2 separate regions of the Homo sapiens genome follow, and region 1 is linked to region 2. A link is a contact called in ENCODE Hi-C data. All regions are on one chromosome and are shown on one strand. Each heading gives the region's core, a stretch centred on a gene start or an enhancer-like site at or near the end of the contact. The rest is flanking DNA. Distances are from core to core; before and after follow the strand shown.

Region 1 (3,863 bases), core at 182-2,681, 440 kb after region 2:
AGAGACGCCATTACACAGGCTCATGCAGAGGTATAGAGATGGAAAGACCAGAGACAGAGACAGAAGCACACATGGAGAGCCACAGAGAGACACGGAGGAGAGAGGCAGAGAGACACAGTTGGAGAAAGGGAGAGACAAAGAGGCCAGAGACAAGTGCAGAGAGTGGAACAGACCGATTCACAGACACGGCCAAGGCAGTGAGCCACGTGCAGAAGTGGGACAGCAGAGACAAGAGACATGCAGCAACGTGGAAACAGAGAGACAGACACAGAAACATGGCAAGAGCCACAGGGGGACAGTGAGGTTGGAGCCTTCTGCCTGCAGGACACCAGCTCCTCTTACCACACATGGGGCCCTAATATAGGGACAATGTCCCTGCCTCAGAGACAGTGGTGGGTGGGAGCTCAGGCTGGTGCTCAGGTCCCAGAGGGCTCTCCCTTCCCTCCCCACAACTCATTTCTAGTTTTTGTAATAGGCCTGCTGCCTCCTGGGACTTGGGTGGTCTGAGAAGGGTCCCTTGCCCCCAGATCCCTTGAAATAGGGGCCCATGGGGTGACTTGGCCTCTCCTTCTGGCTTCTCCAACTGGAACTAGCGTCCCCCTGGAGAATCCTGGGTGCCTGGCACACCTTCCTGGAGTGGGGCATTATTGCTCAAGACCTAGAAGAAATCACCCACCACATTGAAATAGACACAGATACTCTACGGAGGAGTGCGCAGAGGGAGTGGATATCCTATAACATGAGAGATGGCCGAAGGCCAAATTCAGTGTATAGGCACATTTTATCCACCCTGCCCTGGCTCTAAATCTTTTTCCTTGTAATTAATTATGGTGGACACTATGGCCAGCCCAGACCCCCTCTTCATGGTCCCACCCCATCCCCTAGCTGTGGTTCACAGCAGTGCCCCATCCTGCATAATTGCCCAAGATAATGCCTCTTCCAGGGAGACCAGATGATTGTGGTGCCCAGCCCTCTTGTCTCAGTTTGGAACAACTCTGAAGGGTCATCTCAGCTCTGGGCTCCCCCTAACATCAGCTTTGATTGCATCCACGTGGCAAACGAACTTCTCCCCACAAGAGCACTCCCCAAAAACCTTGTGCTCAAAACTCCCCGTCTCAGACTCTTTCCAGGGAGCCCAACCTATTAGCTGTTAATATTTAAAAATCAGAGCTGTCACGTACACATCGAGATTCCTGCATACGTTGAGAAATGGGGAATGTTTTTGCTCTGTTTCCCACTTGGCTTGGCCAAGTCCCTGCCACCCCCTTAGCTTTCCTCACTCATGTGACCAGCCAGCCTGTGAGCATTGAAGTTGGTGACTCTGGCTTCAGAGCCTTAAGGGGTGTGGGGTGTGCTTGCTTCAGACTGCACCCTTGGCTGTGGGTGGGGAACAGACAAGTTCTACCTCCTTTGCCCATCAGGGTTCAGGGGGAAGAGTTGGAAAAGCCCTTCTGATGAGATCCTGGCAGGCAAGTTGGTCTCAGCCAGGCTCGTGTGTCTCAGCTGTCTCAAAGGAGGGAAACAGGAAGGGCTCAGCGGTCTTGGGTGGGGCAGATGTCTGCAGCCCCCAGCCTGGGCCAGCCTAAGCCACATCCCCTCTCTCTGCCCTCACAGCCTGCATGATGAATGTGCACAAGCGCTGCGTGATGAATGTTCCCAGCCTGTGTGGCACGGACCACACGGAGCGCCGCGGCCGCATCTACATCCAGGCCCACATCGACAGGGACGTCCTCATTGTCCTCGGTAGGTGGCCCTGGGGCTCCACTGGCTCCTGACCTTGCTTGACCTGTGTGATTGAGAAGGGGAGGGTGGCGGAGGGGTGGGGCAGTCCAGTGGAGGGGTGGGGCAGTCCAGGGACGGGGAGGGGGTGTGGCACTGCTTCTGCCCCATGCCCTGCCCATGACAGCCCCTCCCTGCAGCAGGGGGATCTTTAGAAACTGTACACCCTCAAAGCTTCGTCCATCAGCACCCCAGGCTGACTTGGGTTCAGAGAGGAGACGTCTGAGTTCCTTGGACTTCTAACTTCCTCAGGATCCTCCACTTCCCTTCTCTCCTTCTCATTTCCCACTCTTTTTTAGTAATCTTTTGGGATGGGTAGTTGCATTTCCTTTACTCAGATAGCAGAGAAGGGAAGCTTGCTTCTTCCGCAAACTTTTCCAGCAGGAAAAATGGAGTCTTGATGATAAACCCCAGATTTGGAGAATATAATATCTTGGGAAGGAGGAGGGTTGGAGGGTGCAATTCAGGGGCTTTCCACATATTTGAAATATTTCTTTCTTGAACCTGATGGTGGCTATGCTGTAATTTTATTATTCTCTATATTTTCTGCATGTCTAAAATATTTCATGATAATTAGAAAGCAGGATGGTACAGTCTCCTGGGAGATGCAGTGAGAGGAGGAGCTGCTGGTGGTGGTGGTGGTGGTGGTGGTGGGGCTGTCACTCATGTATCCCAGCATTCAAGACATACCTGGCTCTGATATGGGAAGTTCAAGCAAAATTGGAACTCAGCAGCACTGGCTTGAGGAATACTCAGCCATAAGCCCCGGTATAACCAGCACTGAGCTGGCTGGGAGTGGAGCTAAAACTTTGCAGGAATTTCTTCTCAAAGGCTAGTGACAAACTACTGTGGACTTTATATATCTAATGAATATAAATAAGGGTTTATGAGTTGGTAACTCAGGAAATTGATCATGGAAGAGATTAATTTTGCAAAAATTAGTGTTTCTGAGGCCTCAGACTGGTTCAGTAGCTCTGATGCATTGAGCCCTGGGTTGCGGAGGGGCTTTACGTAGATTGTGTAAAAGCTGAAAAATACTTATCCCTGTACAATATAATTCTTTTAAACTTGAGATTTCGTGAAGCCCAGTGAGATTTTAGAAAATGTGCAATCCATTGCATTATGTTTTCCTCCAAGTGGTCGCCTGCCTCCCAGTGTGATGCTTGGGGGCCCCAGGGGAAATCCCGCAGTTTCAGGTTCAAGGGAAGCCAGTTTTCCCCACTGATTGAGGTTCCCGATGCTGGTGAGACAAATATGAGACTCTGCTTCCCTCTGGTGTCATTCTGTGGGAAATACACTCGTTCCAAAGCATGACTGCGGGCAGCCAACATTTATGGGCCGCATGGGATGTGCAGTGCTCTAAACCTTACGTGTTATCTCTTTCCACCTTCACAACATTGTGAAATCTCTATTATTCTTGTTTGAGAGGGAGACTCCATCTGTTGCCCAGGCTGGAGTGTGGTGGCGCCATCTTAGCTCACTGGAACCTCCACCTCCCGGGTTCAAGCGATTCTCCTGCCTCAGCCTCCTGAGTAGCTGGGATTACAGGCGCCCACCACCACGCCTGGCTAATATTTGTATTTTTAGTAGAGACAGGGTTTCACCACGTTGGCCAGGCTGGTCTAGAACTCCTGACCTCAAGTGATCCGCCCATCTCGGCCTCCCAAAGTGCTGGGATTACAGGTGTGAGCCACTGCGCCCAACCTTCTATTATTCTTGTTTTATGAACAAAGAAGCCACGGCTCAGAGAAGTTATATTCCAAGAGCTCACACCATTTGCAATAATAATAAAACAATAGCTAAGATGTGTTTAGTTTTTAAAATGTGTTAATCATTGTGAAAAGCACTTACAGGCAGTATCTGATTTACATTGTTTCAACAACTCAAATGAGTTAAGTTATCATTCTACCCATCAGAAAACACATTTCCTCACCTAGGTCTGTTTGACTCAAAAGTACTATATAGTAGGTTACTTTTTTGTTTAGTTTAGTTTCGTTTCGTTTCTCTATGCCCTCCACCGTATTTATTCCTTTTGTGGTTTGGCTAGGGCACCTCCTATGGGCATTCCTTAGGGAGTCTTTGTT
Region 2 (4,381 bases), core at 1,864-4,363:
GCAGGAGGACCATTTGAGTCCAGGAGGTCAAGGCTGCAGTGAGCCACGATCATGCCACTGCACTCCAGCCTGAAAGGCAAAGTGTCCCAACAAGGTAGGAGGACAAACCAACCAAGGGAGAACAGTGTCACAACAGCCTAGGGAAGAAGACAGCAGCAGAGAAGGAGCCAGCAAGTTGGACATAAGGGCTGCAAAGCGTTCAATGAAGATGTAAGCTAATGTCTTCCTTTTGTATCCATCTCTGTATCTCTCAACAGCTAGCATGAGTCCTGGCACACAGCTGGCCCTCAATATCTTTGAATGAACTTAGTCAAAACCACTTTGTAAATATAAATAAAATGGTTCCTCTGCTATATATGCAAGCCAAGCCGCCATAGTGGAACATTTCTGAGCTCCTTGCCATTCAAAGCATGGTCCAAGGAACACCCGCAGCAGGATCTTCTGGAAGCCCACTGGAGGTGGAAACTCTCTGGCCCCTTCCCAGAACTGAATCAGAATCTGTATTCCAGCCTAAGTGATCTGTATGTCCAATCAACTGAGAATCAATGCTGTAAGAACAAAGACAGTCACTTCACATTTTAGCCCAATGTTGAAATCAATCTTAGGAACCAGACACTCATCAATTCTAACTACTGCCTTTTTAACCCTTATTTATTTATTTATTTATTTATTTATTTATTTATTTATTTATTTATTGAGATGGAGTCTGGCTCTGTCGCCCAGGCTGGAGTGCAGTGGCACGATCTCGGCTCACTGAAAGCTCTGCCTCCCGGGTTCATGCCATTCTCCTGCCTCAGCCTCCCGAGTAGCTGGGACTACAGGCGCCCGCCACCACGCCCGGCTAATTATTTTGTATTTTTAGTAGAGACGGGGTTTCACCGTGTTAGCCAGGATGGTCTCCATCTCCTGACCTCGTGATCCGCCCGTCTCGGCCTCCCAAACTGCTGGGATTACAGGCGTGAGCCATCGCGCCTGGCCTTTAACCCTTAATTTCAAGGTGACACTTTTCACCTTTTGATACAGCCAACAGGGCAGTGCCCAATGAATGAATCCATTACACTGTCAGTGAACAGCAACACTGGCTTCACAAAAGAAACACTTGATGACTTCTAAAAATAGTCGCCTAGTACTCACTTCTAGATTCTGTCGATCTGGCACGGGCTGGCTGGCTTATTTAAGACGGTCTGCCTCCCAGACTGGAGTGCAGTGGCATCATCTCAGCTCCCTAAAACCTCTGCCTCCTGGGTTCAATCGATCCTCCCACCTCAGCCTCCTGAGTAGCTGGGACTACAGGCGCGTGCCACCACGCCCGGATAATTTTTTGTATGTTTAGTAGAGACGGGGTTTCACTGTGTTAGCCAGAATGGTCTCGATCGCCTGACCTCGTGATCCGCCCGCCTCGGCATCCCAAAGTGCTGGGATTACAGGCATAAGCCACCGCGCCCGGCCTAATTTCTGTATTTTTTGTAGAGACGGGGTTCCACCATGTTGCCTAGGAGGGTCTCAAACTCCTGGGCTCAAGCGATTCGCCCGCCTCGGCCTCCCAAAGTGCTGGGATTACAGGCGTGAGCCACCACGCCTGGCCAGACACACTTATTTTTCACACTAACATGCAGTCAAGGTTGAAACCACTATTACCTGAAGTCTATGACTTTGAAAAGGGGTTTCATAACTTGACCTTGGGAGTCTATCCTACCTTAAGACGGTTATTTTTATTCCCAACTGCACTTCAGAGTCATCTGGAGAACTTAGAAAACAACAAAAAAAAGGCAGGGCGCGGTGGTTCACGCCTGTAATCCCAGCACTTTGGGAGGCCGAGGCGGGTGGATTGCGAGGTCGGGAGTTCAAGACCAACCTGGCCAATATGATGAAACCCCGTCTCCACTAAAAATACAAAACTTAGCCGGGCATGGTGGCGGGCGCCTGTAGTCCCAAATACTCGGGGGGGCTGAGGGAGGAGAATTGCTTGAACCTGAGAGGCGGAGGTTGCCGTTAGCCGGAGGTTGCAGTGAGCTGAGATCACGCCACTGCATTACAGCCTGGGTGACAGAGCGAGACTCTGTCTCAAAAACAACAACAACAACACCGAAATCACTGCCTCCCGGCGTTTCAGCCTCACGCAGATTTCATCAGCTCAAGCTATATACTACAGGTACAGTCGTTCCTTGGTATTTGCGCAGATTGGTTCCAGGACCCCCGACTATACCCAAATCCCCGCACACTCACGTCCCGCAGTCAGCCTTGCAGAATCCGCTTATAGGAAGAGCCTGCCCTCCTTATACGCGGGGCGGCACATCCCGTAAATACTGGTCGCGTTTGGTTGAAAAAAAATCCGCATATAAGTGGACCCGCGCAATTCAAATCCTTATTGGTCAAAGGTCACTTGGCTTGTTTCCTAGAATTACTTCCAGGAGTCCTGGACACAGGCAGAAGGTGCTGCAGGGAAGAGTAAGGACAGAACTGCAGAGAGAAAACCGCTCTGGAGAAGGCTGTAGGCCAGTGTGGCTGCCTCTTTGCATGCTGCTTTCACTACAATACGGTGACCGCTATTTTGAGACCGTACGAGGTGCTCTAGCCGCATTAACTCATCTAATCCTCATTGCTACTCCGCAAGGTAGAGACCAGGATCCCAATTTTGCAGGTGAGTGTGAGCCAGGCTAGGAGACTTGTCCAAAGTTTCGGTAAGCGGCAGCCCAGCAGTGCTGGACTCGAGTCAGTGCTCTTGCTCGTTATTACGAGGTCACCCGGCCTCCCGTCAGGGGTCAACTAAACACCTTTAGGCAGCGGGGCTGCGGAGCGAGCCGGCTGCCCCCCGGGTCACCCCTGCCTGCAGCTGGCGCGCCCCGGATGCCCGGCCCCCACCCCCACCGGGCCCAATCCCTGACCCTTGCCAAGCGGCAGCAAAGTCACCACGAGTCACCTGCGCGAGCACTAAGGCCGGCTGCAAAGTCCCGAGCCTCGTCTGGGTCCCCGCGGAGCAGAGAGCGGTGCTGAGAGGCCGGGCCACGGCCAGCATCCGGACCCGGGGCAGCGGCGCAAAGGCCGCGGGCAGGCGGCTGACATAGGCTGAAAGGACACGAGACGCCATGGCTACGCCAACCCAGGATGCACTGCGCCGCCGCCTCCGGACCAGGGTTCCTTTCCGGCGGCGCGCAGGCGACGCACACGGCAGCGCTGTCGGGCACCGCCGGCGGTGGCGGCCCCTGGCGGCTCCTGGAGGCACTGCGCCCTCGGAGCCCATCCAGGTTCGGGGACGAACAACTGCTTGGTGTCACAACTAAACTGTGCAGACGTCGCCGTCTTTCCCTAAACGACACGGCACGAGAAACCTACTTTCATTTTTTATCTGAAAGTTCTGAAATACATCTGTTTAAACGTTTGGGGCCGGGTGCGGTGGCTGACGCCTTTAATCCTAGCACTTTGGGAGGCCAAGGTGGCAGGACTGTTTGAGCTCAGGAGTTCAAGACCAACCTGGCCAACACGGCAAGACTCCGTCTCTATTACAAAAAAGATTAAAAGAAAAAAAGGACAAAGTTTTGATTCCACAATTCTTCCACAAGTATTAACATTTATTGAATAGGTAAAAAAATATATATAATAATGTGAAAAAATAATCAATTTCAATACCTAAGACTAATAAATGTGAGAATTACGATTAAAACAATATACATGTTTTAAAACTTGACAGTGTATAATATAGCTGTCAGGTCCACGACTATGCCAACTGTCATGCCCACAGCCAGGTTCCAGCCCATATCGAGGTCTGAGGGGAGTGGGTGGATGAACAGATAGCTGAAAGAACACTCAGGGGACGGTAGGCAGGTGAAAGATGATTTTATTCAGCAGCAGCTCTCATCAGCAGCTTACTTACACTAGTTCTCTCACACTGTCTGCCTTGTCTCAGCTGCTTAGTCCCATGGCTCCCCCACACAACTGCGAGGCTGGCTCTCCCTTGCCTTCAGGGTCAGCAGCTTAACTCTCTCTCAGCTGTGATCTGGCTCCCCCTGTCTGTCTGCAAAGACTGACAGCTCTGGCTCTCTCTTTCTCTGGGCACGAACGCCTGTACAGTATCAGCAGGGCAATTATACCTTTTACAGAAAATAGTGGCTTAGAGCCAAGTGATGACCTTCCCATGTTATGCCTACATGGCTGTGATAACAAGTGGAGTTATACGCCTCTGTCTAAACTTGCTGAGTCACGCAGGATGTAAACATCTTACCTTGGCCTATCCTTGACCAAAGCACAGCCATGTTCCTTACAATAGCTAACAAAAATAGGTAAGCGAGGGAGGAGTTTAAGAAGGCTAATTCCTATTTCTAAGCAGGGAGCTAAAGGATATTGACTGAAATGGAAACACACGGGATAATGACTCCAAATTCTG

What was found. A loop is a pair of places that touch in the nucleus more often than their neighbours do. Pooled maps may share reads with other maps.
Region 1: a loop to region 2 is called in a map of chondrocyte, with 5 times the contacts of the local background. The contact joins the enhancer-like site here to the promoter of NDUFAB1 in region 2. A Hi-C loop is called at or near these places in 1 of 168 maps with a recorded cell type or tissue (chondrocyte) and 7 of 50 pooled maps.

What each region holds. Positions count from the first base shown.
Region 1 is chr16:24,033,805-24,037,667 of GRCh38, forward strand. It overlaps PRKCB (protein kinase C beta), which reads left to right. Exons shown (of 17, transcript NM_002738.7): 5 at 1,615-1,743. Among named protein-coding and RNA genes, the nearest start is that of MIR1273H, 170 kb to the right of the region's middle. Within about 2 kb of position 1,432, at least 6 of the 41 ENCODE cell types and tissues checked have a DNase peak (open chromatin) inside an H3K27ac peak, as active enhancers do.
Region 2 is chr16:23,593,203-23,597,583 of GRCh38, forward strand. It overlaps NDUFAB1 (NADH:ubiquinone oxidoreductase subunit AB1), which reads right to left and starts at 3,114. Exons shown (of 5, transcript NM_005003.3): 1 at 2,921-3,114. The coding sequence starts at 3,088. RefSeq lists silencers at 850-1,026, 2,772-2,861.